2 separate regions of the Mus musculus genome follow, and region 2 is linked to region 1. Evidence: chromatin contacts called from ENCODE Hi-C or POLR2A ChIA-PET data. All regions are on one chromosome and are shown on one strand. Each heading gives the region's core, a stretch centred on a gene start or an enhancer-like site at or near the end of the contact. The rest is flanking DNA. Distances are from core to core; before and after follow the strand shown. Region 1 holds the start of Mfsd2a (major facilitator superfamily domain containing 2A). Region 2 holds the start of Mycl (v-myc avian myelocytomatosis viral oncogene lung carcinoma derived).

Evidence for each region. Hi-C counts contacts between places; a loop is a spot of excess contacts on that map. ChIA-PET counts read pairs that join two places held with the same protein, here RNA polymerase II (POLR2A).
Region 2: POLR2A ChIA-PET joins it to region 1 with 14 read pairs in embryonic stem cell. The contact joins the promoter of Mycl here to the promoter of Mfsd2a in region 1. A Hi-C loop is called at or near these places in 2 of 37 maps with a recorded cell type or tissue (T-helper 1 cell and left cerebral cortex). POLR2A ChIA-PET finds 5 or more read pairs at or near these places in 1 of 5 experiments (embryonic stem cell).

Annotation. Positions count from the first base shown.
Region 1 is chr4:122,959,681-122,962,689 of GRCm38, reverse strand. It overlaps Mfsd2a (major facilitator superfamily domain containing 2A), which reads left to right and starts at 1,502. Exons shown (of 14, transcript NM_029662.2): 1 at 1,502-1,749. The coding sequence starts at 1,657.
Region 2 is chr4:122,994,476-122,997,484 of GRCm38, reverse strand. Mycl (v-myc avian myelocytomatosis viral oncogene lung carcinoma derived) reads right to left here and starts at 1,554. Exons shown (of 3, transcript NM_001303121.1): 1 at 1,335-1,554; 2 at 467-971. The coding sequence starts at 1,415.

The sequences.
Region 1 (3,009 bases), core at 253-2,752:
TGTGATTTAGTGGGATATGGGAGTGAAAGAGATAGAGTTCTTATTTTCAAGGAGGGCATAATCTGGCTCGGTTATTCAGATCACTTCTGGAATGCTGCCATTCAAAGGAGTGAAGAATTTAGGGCTGGAAGAGACTGTACAGGACTCCATAGCTTCCCTCCTATAGTATGGAAGAGAGAGAGGGCAGTGTGACAGTGGGGACAACAGGCCTTCTTACAGTCTTCACTATTTCCCTTGGCTTGTTTCTGGACAGTGATGTGCCAGGGCACACAAGGGTGCTGTGGCCATTGTGGAGGAGTCAGATCTCAATAGCTCTTCCCTGCAATCTGAACTAAGAGGAGGGGAAAAAAAAAAAGCTTGACACTGAGAAACACAGGTCCTGTGTGAGCGGTCTCTGAGAGTCTAAGCAGTAACTTCACTGAAGAGGGAGAGCTGGACTTGACCCAGGCTCCTGGGGATCTGTGAAGGCTGGAGTGCCATTAGCAGAGGTGGAAGGAAAGGCAGCAAAGACCGTTCTCTGCTGGCACCTATGCCTGGCCTCTGTTTAGATGATGACGGTCCTCCCTTCTTTCAAGGACCACATTCCTCTGCATGCTCTTTCTCAAAGCTTTTCTTTTCTCTTCTCTCTTTTCTTTTCTTTTCTTTTCTTTTCTTTTCTTTTCTTTTCTTTTCTTTTCTTTTCTTTTCTTTTCTTTTCGACACAGAGGGCTGCTGGCGTCTTGTATCTCCCAGGGCTTCCTGTCTGGGAGCACAGACATAGCTCAGCCTTCTGTAATTTATGCTGAGGGGCAGAGCAGGAGAGTTATGAGTAAAGACTTTGGAACTGGACAAAACCTTTCTGGCCTGTCTGTGTCGCAACAGCTGTTCTTCTTGTGTCCCCCTTTCCTGGGTTGTAAAATGGGGATAATAATAGTACCACCCTCAGATGGCGTTCATAAGCACCCAGTGAGGTCATGTTAAGCCTGTTAGAAAGCTACCCATAAACGGCTGCTGTGGCCATGGCTCCTTCTTAGAACTTGCGAGTTCCCCTGCCTGGAAGCGGTAGCCACTGGACTTGGTAATTTTTCTGTCCCATTGAAAAAGGCCCCTACTTTTCAAAGGGAGGAAGAGGAAATTGTCGATCTTGAGACACGAGGGACATTGATAATGAAAGTTACAGCCCATGGCCTCAGGTTTGGGGGAGGGGAGAAGCCACCTGACTCCGGATTTTAAAAGGAGCTGATGGGGATTCAGAAGTCAAGGGCCACAGGCTCTACTCAGGGAAAACTCACTCTGGGGGACCTCGGACAGGTCACTTTCAGCCTGGGACTTCAGTTTCCTCGGGCGAGTCAGGTGGGTTTCTCAGCTTTGCTTAGGTAGTTAGGAGCACGCGGTGTGGGTTGCCGGCTTTGAGAACGTGGCTGAGCAGCGAGGCTCCGCCAGCCGAGATGGGCAGGCGCGTGCAGGGATTGGCTGGAGGCGCAGGCCCGAACCTTTAAGAGGCGCGGAGGGGACGTGCTAGGGAGTTTTCATCGCCGGCGTTCCTGGTTTGCTAAGTGCTAGCGAACGTAGTAGTGGCTGGGGCTGCGCCTAGGATCGGAGCCACAGGCGAGTGCCGGCCGGCAGAACACAAGAGCATCCCGGCGTCCCGGTCCCACGCGGCGTGGCCCGCGGGTCATGGCCAAAGGAGAAGGCGCCGAGAGCGGTTCCGCGGCGGGGCTGCTCCCCACCAGCATCCTCCAAGCCAGTGAACGGCCGGTCCAGGTGAAGGTGAGGTCCCGAGAGGAGGGCAAGGGGTGGTGGGCCGGCCGGGATGTGGGTATAGGGGCGTCGGAGACTAGGTCTGGCCTTGGGACACTTGGCGGTAACAGGGTACAGCGAAGCTTGAAAAAAGCAAGGAGTGCTCTGGGACCGGGAGTGATGGAGAAAGTCTGAAGCCCCTTTGCACACCCCTACAATGGGTTTGCGCCAAGAGAGGCGCCGGCAACTCTACGCGGCGTGGGGCTCTCCCCAGCGCTCTAGGTTCTACTGTGCTGAGCCACACTAGTTTCTCTCCCTAGACCTGAAGAGACCCCAGAAGTCTGAGAGTCCCTTTGGTTCTCCATCTCTCACCACCCCCCACTCTCGTGCTTTAACTCTGAGGAGGGCCACTCAAGTTCATTCATAAGAACAAGGGCTTTGCTCTTAAAGGAGCCGCATACCGAAAGCGTTTGTGTGACTGAGGGTTCACATGCACAGAGCTCCGCGTGTCTCGACATCCTCTCTCTCCGATCCGTTCTAACTCTTTGGATCTATTTAACCACACCATGAAACCATGCGGCCCCAGGAAAGGAATCTCTCACAATATAGCTAATTGGGAGGTGCTTAACTTTTCCTTTTAATTTTATTAACTGTTCTTGGAAGAAACGAGTAAGCAATTATGCTGTTACCATGTATGAGTAATCTCTACTTTCCCTGGGCAACCTCAGCCTCCCCTAGTGCTCCACCCGGAGAGGGCTGAGCCCTGCACCTGGAGCCCTTTTTACCCCTCTCCAAGGTCCCCTAGGAGCTGGAAAGGGTGCGTGTTAGGCAGATGGATGGTAGGACTGCTCAAGGGTTTGCCTGGAGCTGAAGACTCCCTACAGGGGCCCGGGAACTTTGGGACAGATTGAAAGAACAGCTGAGGATGCAGCGGGCTGGGCGCCCCCCCCCCTTCTGGTGCACTCATCCAGGACGCAGGTGGATCCTAGCTGCTGCGGGGCGTCAGGGAGGGAGCCTGGGCTGGGCTCAGGGAACTTTTGGCAGCAAGAGGATTTTCAGGTTGTGGCAGCTAGTGCCAGGTAGGGACAGGCCCATTGCTACCGCATGCTCTTTCTGGGTAACTTGGAAAGGAGCTGAGGGCCTGGGAGAAGATTTTATTTATTTATTTATTTATTTATTCATTTATTTTCTTACTTATTTGAGACAGGTTTCTCTTTGTATCCCTGGCTGACCTGGAATTAGCTCTGTAGACCAGGTTGGCCTCAGACTTTACAGATCTGCTGGGCTCTG
Region 2 (3,009 bases), core at 305-2,804, 35 kb before region 1:
GGTTTTCGAGTGGAGGAAGGCTTTTGGTTCTGCTCAAAAGGTATCTCAGTCTTTTCTCCCTTAGGGAAGTGTGAGTTTCCCAGGGAAAGAGGCAGCAACAAAAAAGCTTCAAGCTTGGAGTGACTCTTAAGGGAACCCTTTCAACCTCCCAAGGACAGAAATCCCCTACAGTCCAACCCGAGTATTGTCCTCTCTAAGCGCCAACCCTCACCAAGTCGCCCTGGTCCCCTGGGGCTCCAATCACCATCAGAGGGACGCTGGCTCCCTCCCCACTTCTCCAAACTGTTTACCAACACACCCACGTGCCAGACAGACACAGCTGGGGGCTACACCGACAGCTTCAGTCAGAAAATGGGGAGGTGATGGGAAGGTTTAAGATCTAATGCCTGATTTCAAACAGCGGTAGATAGAGCTCTGGCCACCCAAGGGGTGCCTCCCTCTTAGCTAGCCCCCGGGTGGTCCTTACCAGAATCGCTGGGGCTCTCGGACCCGGAGCAGGCCTGAGTCTTGGGCTCGCCCAGCTGACATTGGGTGGCGGGCGCCGGGTTACTGGCTTCCAGACTAGGAGTGCCGTCCGGGGTAGCGGGCGCTTTGGGCGGGTTCCCCCGGGGCGCGCCTGGGGCCAGCCTGTCGCTCACCACTCTCTCCAGCCGTTCTCGGGCGGAGAAGCCGCTCCACATGCAGTCACGGCGAATGATGGAAGCATAATTCCTGCCCCAGGCTTTCGAATGGCCCCGAGATTCCGCCTCGTCCCCGGCACCCCCTCCAGGCCACGGCTCCCCGGGATTAATCCCAGAGGCTGGGTCCACGGCGCCGGGACCGGAGCCCCAGGGCGGCGACGTGGGGGGCGACGGCACCAGCTCGAATTTCTTCCAGATGTCCTCGCTGGGCGCCGTGGAGCGGTAGAAATCCTCTCCGCAGTCATAGTCGTAGAAATAGTGCTGATACGAGTCGAAGTCCATGTCCGCTCCCTGCGGGAGGGAAGGGGGAGACGAGCTGACTGCGGTGCCCGCCGAGGGAAGAGGCGGCTCCGAGTCCCTCGCTGCAGCTGGCTGCGGGGCTCTGGTCTCTCCCCAGGCCCACCAGCTTGCAGCCCGCGCCCTGGTCCCTGCTCCTGGGAAGCCTGGCCTGGGGTCAGCTCGCTCAGGGCAGCTCGCAACGGGCCGACCAGGCTGAGGGGAGCGAGTTCAAAGCAAACTTTGCCAGCACCGCCCGGAGCTCAGCTCCGGGGGCACAGCAGGGCCGGGCGGGGGCGCGCTGTCTCGAAGGCAGTCTGCAGCCTTGCAGCCCGCCAGTCCCCTGGGGACCCCTGCCCGGGCCACCCGCAGCCTCACCTCGCTCCCGCCGCCCGCCACCTGGAGCGGAGCGGCTCCCCGCCGGCTCGGGGAAGCCCGGCAGCCCGCACACACACACATGCGCGCCACCGAGCGCGCGGCCCCGCACTCACGAGCGCGCCCCCCGTGCGCGCGCCCCCCGCCTCGCTCGCACACGGCAGCCAGGACGCTCCCGGGATCGACGCGGGAGCGCGATCTGCAGGCGCATTGTTTCCCGACTGCTTTATATCTCGTCGCGTGCCCGGGGCTTGGGGACCAGGAGGGGGGGTGGTCCCTAGGAGACAAGCCCCTCCCCCTCCCGCCCCTCTCTCCGCTGGCGACAGGTGGGGCCGGCCCCACCTCCTGGCTGAACTGGTCGTTTCTATTCTATCCCTTGAAGCTCCCTAATAAATTGTACGCTGGGGAGCGCAGAGCAGAAGAGCTGATGCAGCCCCGCAGTCTCCTGGTGGAGGCGTGACTGTTCGAGAGGCTCCCGCGGTCCAAGCGACTTAACTAAAGCGGCGCTCCGCGCCTACTCAGAGCCAAGGACTAGAGCTGCTCCCTGCCCCACCCTGCTAGTCTACTTCCCGGGGCGCGCCCCACCAGGTTCAGGTGCGTCCCACCCATGACAGAGGAGGTGGTGGTGGTGATGGTGGGGCACACACTGCACCTCCACCGCGCCACCTGGTGGCCCTCGGCCCTGAACCCAGGCTTCTTCAACCCATTGCTTCAGTAACCATTAGCCCATTCTTTAGCTCAGTGGCTTAAACCTTGAATAGCAGTGAAGATTCCGAGCTAGAAAGCCTGCAGTATATATAATCCCTCGGAGCCCCAATTTTACTTGTGAAATGAAGGAATGGTAATGACTTCACAGGATCGCCGGGCTGAATTTGTTTACTAAAAAGATAGAGCACCTTAGGAAAGGACATGAGAGAATTCGAACAACAGCAGCTTTATCCCTGGGGAGGGTAGTGAGACCTCTGTCATCCCCCAGGTCATAGCTGACACTTGACCCTTCCTTCACAGCCCTGCCTCCCAGAATTCATCCTCCACACAAAACTCTCCTAACGGCTGTTTTAGAGATAGGAGTGTAGGGGTGTGGAAACTTCATTCAGGCCCCTGTTTTGTGCTTCCTAGCTGTGGGATCAAAGTGTTTGAAGTTTTGCATGACATCCCTGGCCGAGACGATGGAGATATATATATATTTCCTTTGTGTTATCATAAACAGGCTACCTTCTGAGAAAGGAAAAGACTAACTAATTTAGGTCCAAGGAAGGTAACTTAGGATAGCAGCCAATTCATCTAGAATCCTACACCTGGCATCAAGGTCTGGTGTCTGGTTGTCTGCCATCCTTCTCTTCCTCCTACTCTTTTTGTCTAACTACTCAGAACTACAGGCTGTTGCCATCCTAACAGACTGAAGCCAGAAGGATAAACACGTCCCGTTGTTTTGGGCCAGGGAGGTGTGAGATGACCCACGAGTTGGGTGAGAAGACAGGGGGTGTGTGTGACTCTCCATTTTCCATTTGTTGTGTCTAAGGTGTGTGTAGGACATCCTTGAAAGCAGGAATTGGCTCGCTTTGTAGTCCCTGCACCTAGAATGACTTCTGGCAATATTTACGCACTGGCTTCCTGAGTGACCTAGCCAACCAGATTTTATTGAGACGGCCTGTATGCCCTGCTCTGTGCTGTACTG